Linked DNA regions of Homo sapiens: region 2 is linked to region 1. Evidence: chromatin contacts called from ENCODE Hi-C or POLR2A ChIA-PET data. All regions are on one chromosome and are shown on one strand. Each heading gives the region's core, a stretch centred on a gene start or an enhancer-like site at or near the end of the contact. The rest is flanking DNA. Distances are from core to core; before and after follow the strand shown.

What was found. A loop is a pair of places that touch in the nucleus more often than their neighbours do. ChIA-PET counts read pairs that join two places held with the same protein, here RNA polymerase II (POLR2A). Pooled maps may share reads with other maps.
Region 2: a loop to region 1 is called in a pooled map, with 4 times the contacts of the local background. The contact joins the promoter of FBXW11 here to the enhancer-like site in region 1. A Hi-C loop is called at or near these places in 2 of 50 pooled maps. POLR2A ChIA-PET finds 5 or more read pairs at or near these places in 3 of 52 experiments (H1, MCF 10A and WTC11).

What each region holds. Positions count from the first base shown.
Region 1 is chr5:171,482,615-171,485,314 of GRCh38, forward strand. The region is part of intron 2 of LOC105377721 (a long non-coding RNA gene); the gene reads right to left. Among named protein-coding and RNA genes, the nearest start is that of FGF18, 64 kb to the left of the region's middle. Within about 2 kb of position 1,342, at least 6 of the 41 ENCODE cell types and tissues checked have a DNase peak (open chromatin) inside an H3K27ac peak, as active enhancers do.
Region 2 is chr5:172,005,382-172,008,081 of GRCh38, forward strand. It overlaps FBXW11 (F-box and WD repeat domain containing 11), which reads right to left and starts at 1,257. Exons shown (of 14, transcript NM_001378974.1): 1 at 1,077-1,257. The coding sequence starts at 1,121. RefSeq lists enhancers at 422-541, 1,141-1,768, 1,312-1,581 and silencers at 882-991, 1,002-1,281.

The DNA.
Region 1 (2,700 bases), core at 92-2,591:
GGAGCTGTGAGCTGAGACCCCAGAGTACAACCGGAGCTCTTCCCAACCCAGGGTATGAGCTTGGTCCAAATGGATCCTGGCAGAGACGGGCACTCCTTGGTCAATCTGTTTCTGAACCTTGCCATCTCCACTCATCCCAAACTTTCCAGCCCCATAGCACATCTGACATCTGTGATGTGCTTTTCCTATGTGATAAATGGACACCGTAACTTAGTATTTAGGGACCAGACAGGCTGAGTTCAAATCCTCGCTCTGCCTATTCCTAGATATTTCTGTTTCCTCTCTGCAAATGGAGCTATGAGTAATAATATATTGGGGCATTGTTGAAAGGCTTAGATCATCTAAAGCAGCGACAGTGATGAGAACAGGACCTGATCTTAAAGGGTGCAATAAACGGTAGCTCTTACTTTTACTACGAACGGCATGTGCAGAGGATACTATGCTTTTCTGTCAGCTCAGAAAACTGGGTAGCTGAGAGGCAAATGACATGTCCAAGGTCACCCAGAAAATATACAGCAGAGCCAGGATTTGAACTCAGGTCCAGCTGAGCCAAAGCCTGCTTTCTTTGTGTCATCATGCACCACCTCCTTCCACATCTTGCCCTGGGAGTGCGTGATCACTGGGGCTCGGGAGCTGCTAAGTGCTGGGGTAGGGGATAGCATTTTACTAGGGTCCTGGGGGCCAGTGGCTGACCAGATCCATGCCCTCCTTCCCCTGGCCTAATGCTGCAGATCTCAGGATGTCAAAGGGGGTGATGTCAGACAGTCATGCTGGGTGGGAATGGCTCTGAAAGCCTGCAGCCCCTTCCTCGCATGGAGCCTCAGCTTCCTCGCCTGTAGGTTGGGATGATCCGACAGAGGCATTGTGAGTCTCAGCTGAGCTATAACTCGTGAGAAAGCTTTTCGGACACATAGCAGGCAAGGCCTCCCAGGTTGGAGGACAGGAAGGGAGCCTGTCTGAGTAGGGAAGGGAGCTGGCCGTGTCCACAGCCTCCAACCCTCGGCCTCAGCCCCGGCCCACAGCTGGGCCTGGACTCCTGCTCGTGGCCGCCCCTCTCATGGGTCTGCGGGGATTTCTCTGCTCCAGGCTGACCCCTTCCTTGCAGAGGAGGCTTCTGTTGCCCGTCCGCTCTGCTGGGCCTGGGCTATTCTCTGTGTTTGTGTGTGTGGGGGTTGGGGATAGGTGGGGGTCCTCTTGGATTCTGTGATGGAGGGAATCCTGGCGTCCCTGTGGAGTCAGCCTGGGCCGCCGCCGGCTCAGCCGTCCTTCCCAGAGCCTCTGCAGCCCTTCTGGCTGCCGTTGCCTGCAGATTCCCGGCGAATGGTGCTCCTGAGACCGCTATGGGCCCAGGCTGCGTCATTCCCACCCTCCCTGAGCTCTGGGACTAGCTGGGCAGGGCTCCAGCCCTGGGAACTCCGCCTGCTGCTTTTTTCCCCTTCTTCGAAATTTCACTGTATGATTCAATGAAATGTCCTCTGCTTCCCGTCACCTGGCTTGGCTAAGCTGACCTTGTAGTGTGGAGCAGAGAGCACTGGACCTGGAGCTCAGGTGCTGGCATGCGTTCTGCCTTGGATGTCCTGTGTGACCGCAGGAGAGCGCCTTTACCTCTGTGGGCCTCGGTTTTTCCATCCGTAAAATGGACTGGGAGGATGGTAGTGAGGGTGTGTCTAGCAATAGAAGAGGGGAGAATGAGAACTGCCTCTGCACCCTCTCATGCCTGTCTTCTCTCTCTATGGTGGCCACTGTCTCTTCCTTCTTTGCAGAGATGTTTACCCAGGGGTCTAAGCCAGAGCTTCCTTCTCTGCCCTCCCTGCCAAGCCAGCGTACAGATCACTGGTCCCAGGGTCGGCTGTGGTAGCCCTAGGTTGGAACACACCCCTGGTTCCAAGAAGGTCCCCGTCTAATATGTGAGTCCACAGGTCCTTCCTTCACTATCCTCCCCACCCAGGCTAAAGGCTGAGGCACCCCCCACCAGGTGGGGCTTCACCACTAGAGGGCGCCCACCCCCCCACAACTTGATTAAAAAAATAAAACCCAAACGGCCTACCCCAACTAAACGTAATCGTTACAGCAATTATTGAGCATTTATTATGTGTCAGGTGCTGTACTAATCCCTACAACACCCCTAGAAGGTATACAGTGACATCATTCCCACTTAACAGATGACAAGACCGAGGTCTGGAGAAGTAAAATGACTCACCCAAGACCACCCAGCTGGTCAGTGACAGAGCTGGGACCAGCAACCAGGTCTAAGCAGTGGAGTCCCAGGCCCAATGCAGAGGCCTCATGGCACCCAGAGTCAGCCACTGCAGTGGGGAGGATGGCTGGGATGGGAGCTGAAGGTGGAGGCTAGGATTGATGAGATCAGAGACCACCAAAGGAAACGTTTGTAAACCTTCACAAAATTCGGCAGCTTTTCAAAATAATGATAATGGTAGGTTACATCCATAGAGCACTCACCATGTGGCAAACACAATACCAAGAGTTCTATATACACAATCTCCCCTAATACTAGGAACAACCCAAACGGGGGTATGTTCCAGTATTATTTCTGTTACAGATGGGGAGACTGAGGATCAATGAGGTGAAGTGTCTTGCCCAACCTTGCTCATTTGAACCCAGGTCTCTTTGCCTCTGGAGCTTGTGACTTAACTTCTGCATTCTGCTGCTTTTCTCCTTTAGAAGAATCTTATCCAGAAT
Region 2 (2,700 bases), core at 7-2,506, 520 kb after region 1:
TCTCCAGAGCCCAATTTGATTTCCCTCATGTTCACGTTGGCAGGTAATATCTGCCATATTTTATTTCTTCCACCAAATCATCCATCAATTAGCAAATTCTTCACTTCTAGCCACTCTCTCACTGTCCTGTTCCTAAAAACCCCTTCTGGTTTCAAATCCTAAAGCTTCGGAGGAGGGTGGAGGGTGTCCACGGACCGGGAGTCTGGCCTGGCTGCCAGTGGTTTCTAACAGAAGAGTGGTCGCTTCCCCCGGGGGCCAAGGATTCCCCTCTTTTTTTTTTCTTTCTGAGAAGAAAGACCTCGCGGCAGTGATGAGGATGGCTCCCTCCCCAGTCATCTCCAATTTCCCAAAGCAGCTCTGGAAAACGTGAAGTTGCGCCTTCTCTTTCCTGGAGGATGGAATCCAGAGTACCTGGGCCCTTGCTATGCAAACATCCCTCTCCGCCGGGTAGGAAACCCTTTGTCCGAGAAGCCGGACACCACAAGGGCCCGGGAAAGAGGCCTCCTTATCCGCCACAGCCTCAAACCCGAAAGCTCCCTGCCCCCCCAGCTCTGTAGGGCCTATCCTGGCATCCACACAGACCTAGGCTGGGGAGTGGGTGCTGAGACCTCTCCTAGGACGCGGAGGCCCAGGCGGCCCCAACCCATCTCCGTACTCCTTCCCACCATCTCACTCGGCCTGAGTGGGGCTTGCAAGCGCGGTGCGGGCCTGGGCCGAAACAGAGGAAAGAAAAAAAAATCCCTTTCTAAAAGAAGGAGAATGGGGTGCTAGAGCGAGTGCGACCTAAGTCTACAGCATAAACGAGCGAGGGTCGTCCGAGAGCTGGGACCGGAGACGGGACCAGGGGGAGGGGGAGAAGCGAGGGGCATGGAGGGGGCCGGGCCAGGACCGGCCGGAGATGTCGAGGGATCAGAGGAGCCCGCGCCAGGTCCGAGGCCAGGGAAGGCTGGGGGCCCGGGTCTGGGTCGAGGCGTCTGGGAAGGGCCAGAGCCGGCCTCGCACCGGACGTTGAGGTGGGCAGGCCCGCCCGGGGCCGGACGGACGGAAGCACAGACGGTCCAGCGGGCCGCACTCACCATGAGCTCGATGGTCTTGTCCTCAATCACCGAGTCGGGCTCCATGGCGGCCCCGGCGGCCCCGCCTCGCTCTCCCCGCGCAGCAGCGAACGGCCCGGGCGGAGGAGGCGACGGCGGAGGCGGCAGAGGCGGAGGCGGCTATCGCACCCACTCTAGCTGCCAGCCCGCCCGGGCCGCCGGCAGCTCCGCCCTCCCCCTCGGCGAACGCAGTACGCAGATCGGGGACTACACCTCCCAGCAGGCGCCGCGGCCCGCAGAGCGTTGTGGGACCGAGCCTCTGACACCAGGTTGCTGGCTCTTGGCAGCCCGAAGCTGAACTCCGAGCTGAGAGTAGCACTGGACGGTGGGCGTAGGACGTGCAGACCTGAAGAGTTAAGAGCTTGCTCATGGCAGGGCCTCGAGAGCGCCACGACTACGTGTCCCAGAAAGCCGTGCGCCCGGGTTGTCCTTCCGGCTAGCTTCTCTTGACTTCCTGGCAGCCCAAGGCTGCCCAGACCGGGACGGAAACTCCGAGGCAACTCCTCACTTGTCGGAGGTCCTGCGTATGCGACCCATTTCCGCACATGCGCGGTCCATGCCGCAGTGCTCCCTAGACGCCTAGGTAGCTGCGCGGCCCGTCCGGCAGTGTCTGATGGTAGGGGCAGATGGTGGAGACAGGTGGGTTCTAGGTGCGTTAGGAAGGTGTATAGACCTGGGGCTCAGGTGTGGGAAGGGGCCAGCGAGTGAGAGAAGCTCGGCCTGGGGAAGAGGCTCTGAGAGGATGGGCATCCCAGGAGTGAGAGTTTCGAGATTTCTTCGGGAAAGACGGGGTTTTGGGAAATGTGCTGTGGTGCTGTCTGTATGTCACACGATCTGCGAGGAGCTGCGAGATTAAAGGGGACGTGCGTATATCGAGCCCCTCATTCATTCGTTCAGAAAATGGTTATTTTTTAAGCATCCAGCTTCCGCTGCGTACCGTTCTAGGCGCTGAGAATCAGCTCTGAACATGACAGACAAGGCTCCTGTTCTCATGGAGCTTAATTCTGGTGGAGGGACGACAGACACTAACCAAAAGAGTGGCTAAGAAGGAACACACAAGCGGAGACTCCTTCTAGTGAACTCAGCCTCCAACTCTGTGTAACTTAGGTCTGTCCGTGCCCTCTAACCAAATCCCACCAGGAAGACACGGATCGTTGAACAAGCTGGGTTTATTACTAGTTGCAGTGACTGAGAACACACATTGAGGAACGATAGGGCCTCTCGGTAAGAGTTGTTAGTGATTTGGGAGAGGGTTTAAGGAAGTGAGAGCTTCACTGGATTAGATACTGTCAGGAAGAGAGGGTCGTTCCATGATTGAGCATCTCAGTTCATCTTATCTAGAGGAAGGGAATTCTAGATTGAGGCTAAAGCTGTGCAGATAAAGAAACAGCAGCCTGGCCGGGCGCAGTGGCTCACGCCTGTAATCCCAGCACTTTGGTAAACCGAGGCAGGCGAATTGCTTGAGCGCAGGAGTTCCAGACCAGCCTGGGCAACATGGCGAAACTCTTCTCTACAAAAAATACAAAAATGAACCGGGCCTGGTGGTGCGCGCCTGTCATCTCAGTTACTTGGGAGGCAGAGGTGGGACGATCGCTTGAGCCCAGGA